3 separate regions of the Homo sapiens genome follow, and all the other regions are linked to region 1. Evidence: read pairs that join two places in POLR2A ChIA-PET (ENCODE). Cell type or tissue: IMR-90. All regions are shown on one strand.

Evidence for each region. Peaks named below come from ENCODE experiments on the same cell type or tissue, not always from the same donor. Only the 100,000 strongest peaks of a DNase experiment are listed, where the experiment ranks them.
Region 2: POLR2A ChIA-PET joins it to region 1 with 5 read pairs; 3 of 35 experiments call an interaction of 5 or more read pairs at or near these places.
Region 3: POLR2A ChIA-PET joins it to region 1 with 8 read pairs; 2 of 35 experiments call an interaction of 5 or more read pairs at or near these places.

What each region holds. Positions count from the first base shown.
Region 1 is chr16:88,083,365-88,087,364 of GRCh38, reverse strand. No RefSeq gene overlaps it. Among named protein-coding and RNA genes, the nearest start is that of LINC02182, 110 kb to the left of the region's middle. In IMR-90, no CTCF peak of the experiment used is centred here; DNase peaks (open chromatin) are centred at 2,204 and 2,674.
Region 2 is chr16:88,445,479-88,449,478 of GRCh38, reverse strand. No RefSeq gene overlaps it. Among named protein-coding and RNA genes, the nearest start is that of ZFPM1, 5.8 kb to the left of the region's middle. RefSeq lists a silencer at 1,746-1,982. In IMR-90, no CTCF peak of the experiment used is centred here; no DNase peak of the experiment used is centred here.
Region 3 is chr16:88,199,051-88,203,050 of GRCh38, reverse strand. It overlaps a transcript of ZNF469 not described here. Among named protein-coding and RNA genes, the nearest start is that of LINC02182, 6.8 kb to the right of the region's middle. In IMR-90, no CTCF peak of the experiment used is centred here; no DNase peak of the experiment used is centred here; H3K27ac peaks cover 320 bases.

The DNA.
Region 1 (4,000 bases):
TTCATCCATCACACTCACGGCTGCTGGATGCTGATGGTCTCAGATCCAACCCCCCGGGGAAGATGGGCCGGGCAATCCATCATCCATCCGAGCCTTCGAGCCGGATGCGGCGAAGGTCTAGTCTGACTCCAGGGACCAGAGATGGAGGGGAGCTTGCCACAGCCCCCATGCCATTCTGCTGAGGGGCACCCCTGCCCCGTGCCAGGCTGACGTCCACACCGTCCTGCTGTTCCCACCAGCTGAGCTGACCGCCTGCCGCCAAGCACTCAGAGAGCTGACTCTCACCCATCTTCCCACAGCCCGGCTGCTGGGGGAGCCAGGCAGGCACCCGCCTATGTGGGAGAGCAGAGGCGGGTGAGTGTGGGGTGGGTGGGGACTGGCTGCTGGGGGAGCCAGGCGGGCACCCGCCCATGTGGGGGAGCAGAGGGAGGCGAGCGTGGGGCGGGTGGGGCCCGGCTGCTGGGGGAGCCAGGCGGGCACCCACCCATGTGGGGGACCAAAGGGAGGCGAGTGCAGGGCAGGTGGGTGAGTGGGTGTGGCTGGGGTGCCTGTGGGGTTTCTTTTGATTGCTTTGGCTGATGAACAGGGAGGCATCCCCAGTAGTGGAGTGGAGGTGGGGAGGCGGTGTACAGGTTCAAGGCAAAGGGAAGGGAAGTGGGGCTGCCGGGCAGTATGAAGAGGCTGCCTGGAAGCCTGTGGTTTCACAGCAAAAATGCAACCAGGTGTGCGCTGCTTCTCCTGCTCTCAGGTACAGGGCAGGCGAAGGTTCATGTATCTCTGCTTGGGGCTTTGTCTAGGTGAGTCCTACGAGGTGAGTCCTCGGAGGTGCGAAGGGGTTGAGGGTGTGTCCACGCAGAGGGGAGCGCGGGTCTGGGCTCCTGGCCCGGCTGAAGAAGGGGCCAGGGCAGCCAGCCACAGGGGAGACGGCAGAACAGGGGTCAGCACAGTGTGCTCTGCAATCCACGGATGCGGGATGGGGCTCCCTTAATTTAGGTCTTCTTTAACCTCTTTCAGGAAAGTTTTATGATTTTTTTCCCATAAACATCTTTTTGCATCTTTAATTGGAGTTATTTCTTGACATTTCTATATCTTAAAGCTTTTTGAACGGTGGCTTTTTAAAGTTTCCTTTTCGCATGACTGCTGATGACAGAAACGCAATGACACCTTGTATACTGACTTTGATCCCCAAAAACGTGCTGACATCTCTTAATATTTCCGATATTTTTCCCTGGGAAATATTTTAGGTTATCTTTGGAAATTGTTTGGAGTTTTCCAGAACACAGTGACATCACCTGCGAACAGTGGGTTTTGTTTTGTCTCTTCGTTTCCACAGTGTACCTCTGGCTTGTTTTCTTTCTCTGTTCCCGAGACCTCCACACAGCTGGACAGAAGCTGTGAGAATGGCACCCAGTCCTGCTCCTGACCATGGGGACGCGCGCTGTGGCTGCAAGGCTTCTGTGGAAACTCTTGATCAAGTCAAGGGAATTCCTTTTATTTTCTAGAATGCTTTTTTTTATTTTTTAAGAGTTGGCCGGGCACAGTGGCTCACGCCTGTAATCCCAGCACTTTGGGAGGCCGAGGTGGGCAGATCACGAGGTCAAGAGATCGAGATCATCTTGGCTAACACGGTGAAACCCCGTCTCTACTAAAAATAGAAAAAAACAGCCTTGCGTGGTGGTGGGCGCCTGTAATTCCAGCTACTGGGGAGGCTGAGGCAGGAGAATCACTTGAACCTGGGAGGTAGAGGTTGCAGTGAGCCGAGATAGTGCCAATGCAGTCCAGCCTGGCTGAAAGAGCGAGACTCCATCTAAAAAAAAAAAAAAAAAGAGAGACAGAGTCTCGCCCTGTCACCCAGGCTGGAGTGCAATGGCGCAATCTCAGCTCACCACAACCTCTACCTCCCGGGTTCAAGCGATTCTCCTGCCTCAGCCTCCCCAGTAGCTGGAATTACAGGTGCCCACCACCACGCAAGGCTGTTTTTTTGTATTTTTAGTAGAGACGGGGTTTCACCGTGTTGGCCAGGCTGGTCTTGAACTCCTGACTTCCAAAGTGCTGGGATGACAGGCGTGAGCCACCATGCCTGGCCCTTTTTTTTTTTTTTTTTTTTTAAGCATTTTTCTTGGATGCTGAATTTTCTCAAAAGCTGTGTCTGCCTTGGCCGTGAGGATCACATGAATTTCTCCTCCTTTAATCTGTCAGTGTGTTGAGTCACATTGAGTGATATTCTAAGGTCAAGCCAAGCTGCAGTCACAGCCCAAACACGTGTCATGTTGAAAATCTAAAGGACTGAGATTGTTATATTGTTGGAAACTGTTATGATTAATTAGAGAGCTTAACAAGGGTACAGAATACAAGATATGACACCTGATTGAATCCAGCCACAGTTAGTTACCAAATGAGATTGTTCACTGCTAGATTTGGTTTGCTAAAATTTTGCTTAGAATTTATCTGAGTAGGAGGCTGAGGCAGGAGAATCGCTTGAGCCTGGGAGGCAGAGGCTGCAGTGAGCTGAGATTGCACCACTGCACTCCAGCTTGGGCAACAGAGCAAGACTCCGTCTCAAAAAAAAAAAAAAAAAAAAAAAAAAGTATGTGAATGTGTAAGCATAAGATTGGGCTGTAATTTTTTTCTCTCTGCTGATGTCTTCAGATTTTGATGCCAAAGAAATGCTAGCCTCAAAACATGAGTTGGCGGATGTCCACCTCTTTCTGCTTCCTGGAAGAGCTTGTGAAGGAATGGAGTCCTTTCCTCCTTCGGTGTCTGGTGCAACACACATCATTTGGGATCTCTTCCTCCCTGTTTTCCAGTTCACCTCCTCCCTCCTCAGATGTGTCTCATCTGCTATTATACCTACATACTGAATTCTTAATTTTGATAATTCTATTTTCTAGTGGTAGAGCTACTGTTTGGTACTTTTTTTTTTTTTTTTTTTTTGAGACGGAGTCTCCCTCTGTCGCCCAGGCTGGAGTACGGTGGCGCCATCTTGGCTCACTGCAACCTCCGCCTCCCGGGTTCACGCCATTCTCCTGCCTCAGCCTCCCGAGTAGCTGGGACTACAGGCACCCGCCACCACACCCGGCTAATTTTTTTGTATTTTTAGTAGAGATGGGGTTTCCCCGTGTTAGCCAGGATGGTCTTGATCTCCTGACTTCGTGATCCGCCCGCCTCAGCCTCCCAAAGTGCTGGGATTACAGGCGTGAGCCACCGCGCCCGGCCAGTTTGGTACTTTTTAAAAGTGTCCAGTTCATCGCTGTGGGGCTGTTTCTATTCTCTGTTATTTCCATAGGTTTTTATTTACATTGTTTTCTCTCCTTTGCCTGATTGTTTCTGTGTGCTGGATACCATATTTGCAAAATTGCTCACAGACATAATTTAGCATTATCTTCCTCCCAGAAGGATTAGTGTTTACTTCTGCCTGGCAGCTGGGGACACCAGCCGTGCAAGACCACGTCAGTCCAGGATCATGACTGGGACGATGTGAGGCTGAGTGGCAGCCCCGGGAGACTCAGGGTGCAGCCCTCCCAGGATTCGGCCCAATGGGAAGGGGAACACTGGGGCCCTCGTCCTTGGCAGCCCCAGGTCCCAGTGCCCATCCCTCCGGCTGCGAGGCTGGCCAAGGCCCCACACACCCCCCAGGCAGCACTTGTCAGGGCAGCCACCAGCCCAGGAGAAAAGTGACTCCGGGGCTGCCCCAATGCCCAGACACTCTCTTTGCCCAGACCCTTGACTAGGAGGGCTGCACTCCCCTGAGACTCTCAGCACATTTGTACATTTCAGTCAGCTTTCCTGTTGACCCCGAGGAGGGCCAGAGGCACTGCCAAGTGGACACCCCCAAGGCCAGGCCCCCGTCCTTTCCTGTCTTCTTTTGGACAGACCATGTATTTTTCTAATTGTAGCTTTCACCTCTACTAGCGTGGAAGTTACATATTCTGGGTGTAGCCTTTAATGGATAAGGGATCCTGAAGTTTCTTTTACATATGCTAATTCTTATCTTTTTCTC
Region 2 (4,000 bases), 360 kb before region 1:
GGCTGGTGCACCTGGAGGTCAGGCCACGTGAGGGCCTCGGAACCAGGCTGCACCCAACTCCTCTGTCTGCTTCCCACCACTCCCCACAGCTGGCCTGTCACCAGGATCTGTGACTTCACTTCCTTATGGCTCTGAGAGGCCCCTCCCACCCTGCTCCAAACCTTCATCAGCCTCATCTTGCCCACTCTCCCCCACCCTGGCTGGTCCCTGATGGAAGGGTGAAGCCAGCGGGGCCTCCTAAGAGCCATGTGTCGTAGCCTCAGGCTCTGCCCTTCCTTCATCCTGGAGCCTCCCTGTATGTGGGTCCAGCGGTCCCCCTTGGCACAAGCTATTGGGCTGCTGGGTGCACCCTTCCCTCCGTTGCCTGGCCTGGTCTGCCCACCCCTCCTGAGGGAATCCACTGAGTGCCCCAGGCAGGCTCAGGTCTCTCTGTCCCAGAGTGCAGGGCAGGCCCAGCTGTCTCCTCTTCCGCAGTCAGCGCTGCCCTCCTACAGCAGCAGCCACAGCAGACACTGCGGAGGGCCCTTCCGAGCCAGGCTGCACATTTGCATATGTCGGCACACTCTGCTCACAGCAGCTCTCTGCAGAAGGAGCTGTCAGAATTCCCATTTGCCAGATTTGTAAACAGAGGTTCAGAGAGGGGAAGTCACTCGCCTGAAGCAGCAAAGCAGGGAAGCGCAGGGCAGGACTCTCTCGGGGACGCGCATGCTCTGAAACGCACAGGGGTGGCTGAGTGAGGGGAAGGGACCCCAGGACCTCTCCCGTGGTCCCCGCCCGGGCAGGGCCTCACTTCCCCCACTGCCAGTCATCCCCAGGCCTTGGCGCCGCCGGGCAGCCGTGCCAGGGGCCCATTCTGACATTTGTCAAAGCTGGCTCTGTGAAGGGTTTAATTAACTTCCTGTTTCAATGGGGGGGATAATGAGTTTTAAATACCACATGACTCCATAAGGAGGTCAGGCGGCAGCGGAGATGTCAAAATAAATTAAGTTAGGAATCGGGAGGCCACTCGCCATGGGGGGTGGTCTGGCTGGCTCTGGGATGCTGCCTGGGCCACCCTGGGCAGGGGCTGCTGCTGCTGTGGCCCTGTTGTCACTGGGGCTGGCTCTGGCTTTGGAGACGGGGCTCAGGCAGTCCCACCCTCAGCCGGGACCCATCTGATCTATCAGACATCCGGGGACAGCAGAAAGCGGGCTTGGCCTGGGAGCACGCTGGATAAGCCCCTCTCCTGTGGGTCTCACAAGCTTTGCCCTCCAAGAGCCAATGGCCAGGCTCTTGCCTGGAGACTGTCCTTGGATATCAGCCGGGAGTGACCTTTTCACGCAACTGCCTGTCTGTCCCATTTATCCGGCGGGGCAAGGTGATACCAGTGCAGACAGGAAATCTTATCTGGACATTTCTTAATCTCTGATAGTGGGGGTCATGTACATCACAGATAGGACTCCCTTCCTTCCTCTCTCCTCTCCCTCCTTTCCTTCCTTCCTTCCCTCCTCCTCTTCCCCTCTTCCCTCCCTTCCTTCTTCTCTCTTTTTTTTTTTTGAGACAGGAGTCTCACTCTGTCCCCCAGGCTGGAGTGCAATGGAGTGCAATGGTGCAATCTCCGCTCATTGCAACCTCCACCTCCCGGGTTTAAGTAATTCTACCTGCCTCAGCCTCCCAAGTAGCTGGGATTACAGGCACCTGCCACCATGCCCGGCTAATTTTTGTATCTTTAGTAGAGACAGGGTTTCACCATGTTGGCCAGGCTGGTCTTGAACTACTGACCTTAGGTGATCCGCTCACCTCCCAAAGTGCTGGGATTATAGGCGTGAACCACTGCACCCGGCCTCCCTTCCTTCTTTCCATCCATAAATATGTCTTGAGCTCCCAACCCAGGTACTGAGATTAGGCAGTGAACACACACAAGTCGTCACTGTGTGTGATGGACTGTGCCAGGCGGAGGTGGTGGCCAACAGCAGTGAGTGGACAGCAGACGACACGGGGGGCTTCCATGTGCTATAAATCAGGTGGGGCGGGGGTTGCCATCTGACCAGGTGTCTAGGGGAGACCCCGTAACACTTGGGGAGGGTTTCGGGAGGAGGGAGCCAGCACGTGGCCAAGGCAGGCTGTGGACTGCAGCTCAGTTCCCCCATCTCTGTCCACCTTGGGCTTGACCTCATGGCCCTGTGACCTACTTCGGTCAGTGGAGCGCCAGCAAATCGGAGGCAAGCAGAGGCTCACGGAGCAGGTGTATGCACGGCTTCCTGAAGACGCCTGACCTGGGGCCTTGAGGATGAAAGACTGCCTGGAGGTGGGGGGTGTGCAGCCCTGCCCCTGCTGACCTGCTGGTGGGTGGCAGCTGCCAGAATGAGCCCAGGTGAGGCCAGAAGACAGTCCGCTCAGCCGACCTGTGGAAACTTGGTCCGTCGTCAGTCCTGTTTTCAGCCACGAGCTTGGGGGCTGTTTGTGACACGGGCGTAGATGGTGCAGACGAACGTGGGTGAGCGGAGGCAGGGGCTGCGCACAGCTGCGGGACGCAGTGGCTGCACCTCTGGCACCGCCGGGGAAGCTCTCGGCACAGGACCCGAGGCACGATGAGGAGCCAGGAAACCTGTGCGCGATGGCGAGGACGGCCCGGGCAGGACATGGAAAGCGGCTGTGGCCTGTGTGGTTGGTCCCAGGCGATGCTGCAGGAAGACCTGTTTGGTTTTCAAGCAGAACTTAGGAGCCATATGCGAGAGTGTGGATATGCCAGGCTGGAAAGAAAACTGCCACGCGTTTCCAGTCTCTCTCGCTGAGAAAGATGCTCGGAGGAAGCCCTGGCCTCAGAGTGAGGAGCTGGTCCAAGGTGTGGCTGCAAGACTGCGTGTCTGGCCCCAGGAAGACCCTGTTGCTGCATCTGGACATCGGCCTCCAGAATCGGAAGAGCTCGGCCACACAGCAGCCACGGCTGGCAGAGTGGAGAAGGGTCTGTCCATGAAGGTCGAAGGGGCCTTGCTCTGGTGGATGCACCATGAGATGAGATGGAAGGAGGCGGAGACAACACAGAGGGTGAAGAGGCCCGGGACCCCATGACCTTCACCAGGCAGGGGAGCGAGGGAGGTCCCTGAACGGCAGACTCGGCCGCCTCGAGGAGAGGACACCAGGCAGGGGAGCGAGGGAGGTCCCCGAACGGCAGACTCAGCCGCCTCGAGGAGAGGACACGCCAGTGCAGAGCCAGGCCCCAGGTGGCCGGGCTAACAGCACAGTCACTGTACGGGGCAGGGCCCGGGCTTCGGAACCGCCTGTGGCAGTGACGGACATGTGCCACCCTCCTCCCAGTTCCCGACAGGGGCATTGGTAGCATTTGTCCTACACCCCGTGCCCTGCACCCCGACGCACGGGCATACTTCACCGGAGGAATGACTCGATGGCCTCAGCCACACCTGGCCCTATCTAAATGTCAGGGCCCCGGGCCTGAGCCTGACGCTGAGACACGGTGAGACTTTTGGGGAGACTTTTGGAGGGGTGAGTGTGCCCTGCATCTGGGTGGAATACAAATAATTTGTGGCCAGAGGGCAACGGTGATGGTTTTAAAACATGGCCCCCGGATCTGTGACACACCTCCGTGCGGGCAGGGAGACCCAGGCCCCGTCTTGGATTTTGGCTCCGTGACTGCTTGGCCGGAAGGATGTGCGGGAAGCCACGCCACTTCGGCTCCCAGCCCAGCCCTCGAGAGGCCGGCGGCGTCTGGGTCTCGTCTTTCGGGACCCTCGATGTTGGAACTCAATCACCATGTTGGGTGGAAGCTCACTCGGAGACGCCAGCCCCAGCAGGTGCCTCGGGCAGCAGACGAGCTGTGCCCACCCAGCCCTGCCCAAATGGTAGATTTGTGAGCAAAAGACGCGATTGTTGTTCCGAGCCACTGAGTGCCGGGGTGGCTTTTCATGCAGCCAGAGATGACCGAGACAGAGGGTGGGAGACGGAGTCGGAGAGGGGCAGGGCCCCAGCCGCGCCAGGCCCTGGGGGGCGAGGAAGCACCGCA
Region 3 (4,000 bases), 120 kb before region 1:
CCCCCGCTCCGATTTGACCACTCTCCCTACGGTTGTGACTGAGCACTGTACCTGGATTCGGTGGGGGCTGCCTGCACTGCACAGAGACTGTCACGGCAAAGGACAGGGCATCGGCTGCGGCACCCGGCTCAGGGCCCTTCCCTCACCTCCAGCCCTCAAGGCCACCACGAGGCCCTCATCTCACCTGGGCTGCAGGGACCTGACCTGGCCTCCCTTCTGGTGCTCTTGACCCCCGGCCCCTGCCGCTGCCCCTCATCACCTCCTCACCCCCAGTGCTGACCCAGAGCAGACTCGAGAGATGCAGGCAGAGGCTGAGGATGCAGCACACGGTGAGGAGTGAGGCGCCCCCACCACCATCCGGCCACCTGGAAATGCAGACACAACGTTTCCTAAGGTCTCTTCCAGAAACTCAAAGTCCATTCTACACCCCAGAGCCTCAGGTTCTGAGATGCCCTGGACCAGATGTGCTTCCTGCGGTGCCAGAGCCAGCACCTGCCCCGCCCTGGGTCTGCCTGGGAGAATGATGATGGATAAGAGACAGGTGCCGCAGACACCTCAGGGGCGCACCTGAGAGGTGCTGGCTGTGCTCCTGGGGACAGGTGGGTGCAGCTTATCCACGGGGGCACCTGGAATGGCAAGGAGAGGACTTTAGGACCCACAGGCAGGCAGGACAGCCAGAGCCTCACTCTAAGCAGCCCCCGGTCCTGAGCCCGAGCCAAAGCGGCCTCCTGCAGCTTTGGGCAAGCTCCTGGGCTGTGTTCAGCCACTTCTGTATGTGGAAAATGCACGGTTGGTGTCTGCCTCACAGTGCAGCCACCACATGACTGGTGTGGGGAACAAGGTGTGTGATCCTTGTTATAACTGGTTAATAGTGATGACAGCCAACGTGGATTCGCAGGTGCCGTGTCCATGCCTCACACCACAGACGCTGAACCTGGCATTCCAGCCACTCTGGCCACTGCCCGTGGGGTGGCTGTGGAAACATGGCTACTCCTGGGGGGAGCACGGCAGGAAGTCACTAGAACCTCCGAGTTAGTGGAGGAGTCTCCTCCAGGCAAAAAGGGAGGAGGAACAGGAGGACACCCTGGACCCAGCAGGGTGGGCCCGCATGGGAGCCCCAGGCCATCAAGAGACACCACGGCCCCCACCACCTGTGGGTTATCGAATCACAGTTGAGCACACAAATGATAGGGTTCAGAGCTCCCCCACCCCTGCCAGCAGCCGGCGCCTTAGGGAACTTCTGGTCCTTCCCAGCCTCAGTTTCCTCATCTGTAAACCACAGGCCAACACGAGCAATGCCAGGCACTGGCATGTAAGGACCTGCTCAAGATGGAGTTGCAGGGACACCCGGAGACCCCTGGGCAGGTGCGGCCTCACCCCACAGTCCACTCCAGGGCTGCAGGACTGCCGGCAGCCACAGCTGTCTGTGCCCAGCCTCCACATTGAGAGTGGTGTTTTAACCCTTTGTTTTCATTTTTTTTTTTTAATTTATTTATGAGGCAGAGTCTCACTCTCTCACTCAGGCTGGAGTGCAGTGGCACAATCTCGGCTCACTGCAACCTCCACCTCCCAGGTTCAAATGATTCTCCTGCCTTAGCCTCCCAAGTAGCTGGGATTACAGGTGCCTACCACCACGCCCGGCTAATTTTTGTATTTGTAGTAGAGATGGGGTTTCACCATGTTGGCCAGGCTGGTCTCGAACTCCTGACCTCAGGTGATCCACCTGCCTTGACCTTTTTAAAGTGCTGGGATTACAGGCGTGAGCCACTGCACCCGGCCAACCCTTCATTTGTAAAGGGTTATTTTCTTTAAAAAGAAGACACAATGCAGAGAACTACAGTGAACTGCATTCACCTTCTGCCCCGTTCTGGAAAAGAGGTTGCCACCCCTGGTCCGGACAGGTAAACTGAAGCACGGGGTGGGGAGAAACTGTCGCTCAGTGGTGACAAGGACAGCACTGGGGACCTGCGGGGTGAGGATCCCCGGGGCACAGAGGGGCCCAGCCTCTGGCTCCAGCCCGCTTGATGACGTGGTCCCAAAGAAAGACGGGAGTCAGCTGGCCCGGCCCTCTCGCCCACACACAGTGGGGCCTGCTGCAGGCAGGGCCGGAGGTCCCCAGGGCCAGAGCCCACCGTCCAGTCTCCTGTGGCGGGAGCAGCCGGGGGCGGCCGGAGGAACGCGACCTGAGTGGGAGGGCGGGGACCCCTTTGCAGGAGGACAACAGAGGAGCTGTGGCTGCTCACATGCAGCTACTCAGTCTCAGCAGCCTCAGAAGACTTGGAAACACATCTTGTTTATTGGAATTCCTCTGCAAAGTCACATTTTATGTGTTTCCTCTTCCAGTGGCTTTAGAAGTGAGACCAGGCAGAGGGAACCAGCTGCTGGTCCCTGGTCTGGGCCGCCCCTACCTGACTGTGGTTTGACGTCCAGCCCAGGGCATTTGCAGAGGAAAAGCAGCAGCTTAGGCGGAGCAGGGTGAGGGCCGATGGCGTGGCGCCTTCTCTGGTTGCAGACCGGCCTCCGGGGAAGACAGCTCAGCTGGGAGAGCGGAGAGACCGTAGGGGCTGGAGTGCATTCGCTCCCTGCCGGCCTTCTGTTGCTGGCCACGGGGCAGGTGCGGTCCCTTCTGCGGTTCCTCGGTCCCCTATGGGGCGTGAGCATTGGAGCGTGTGGTTTCTCAGCTCCTTCCAGCTCTGAGGCTTCTGTCCAAGCAACCCAGGCAGTGCCCAGACACAAAAGATGTCCCTCGTCTTGGGCTGACAGGGAGAGCTGGGCACAGGCTAGCCCTTTCTCCGTTTCCCACTTCACCCGCTGGCTCCTGCTCAGCCTTTAACTTCTCCCCAAATGCCGCCTTCTGCGTGAAGCCTGCCGGGGTTTGGTGGTGCCACTGCTGCTGACACACACCCCACTGCCGTGTTCTCTTCGGCCGTGCCGGGCACTCCTCCCGTCACCTGTCATCCTCCCCCCGGGGCACGACCCCCAGCCCTCGCCTGTTTGACCGTCCCAAAGCCGGGGGTGGGAGCGGGAGGCATTTGGCGAGGTCATGGAGGGAACAGGGTGGTGAGCCCGGCATGAAGGGCCCTTGCTGCGGGGTCCTCGGCCCTGCCTGGTAGAGAAGGGTCATGGGACATGCAGTCCGGCCTCACCTTTGGAGTCTCCACCAAGACAGCCGAGGACTCAGAGAGGCTTGATCTGTGGGACAACAAACCAGCGCCTCTGCCTGAGCCCCCATCCTGACTCCCAGGTGGGGACGCTGAGTCCCTGGAGCCACACAGAGAGTGCTGGAATGGTGGTGTGACCTGAGGCTGCCCCAGCCCTATGGCCAGCACTGTCCTCCCTGCACCTGGCCTGAGGCTCTGTCCCCTCCCCAGTCCCCACAGCCAAGCACCCTCTGTGGAACATAGAAGCCCAGTAACTGTAAAATATGTGGGTGGTCCGAGCCGGCTGGTTCTGGAGAAAAGGAGATGGGATGTTCACCAAAGAATGTCAGAGGAGAGCGGGCTGGGAGCAAGGGCACCTTCATCAAACAATGGTTGGCACAGGAGGTGGGAGCAGAGTCCTCAGATCCACAGGCCATGGGGGCAGGTGGATTCCTTCCCGCTGGCTGCTCCCACCCCTGAAGACCAGGGACATGTGGGCCGGCGGATTCTGCAGTGACTGGTGAGCCCTGACCTGCTCTCATTTGCCCTGTGTGGCAGGATTTCCCTTGGAAAACACCCTTTTGGTACTGAAAGTCACCTCTCTGATGAGCTCCACAGTTGGCTCTAACCTGTTCCTGCCTCCTGGGGTTGTCGGGTGCCAGGGCAGACCTCTGGGGACCCACTCACAAATGTGTCATCTGCCAGGTGGGCGGTGCCCATGCCCTTGACCGTGAGGTCCTCATTCCCATCTGCAGCCTCCTCGTAGGAAACCAGCAGGGCCCTCAGCTGCGGTCTGACATCTCCTGCCAGGTCACGGTGGAATGGGAACCCTGGTGGCATTTGGGGGAGGGTCGAGGGTC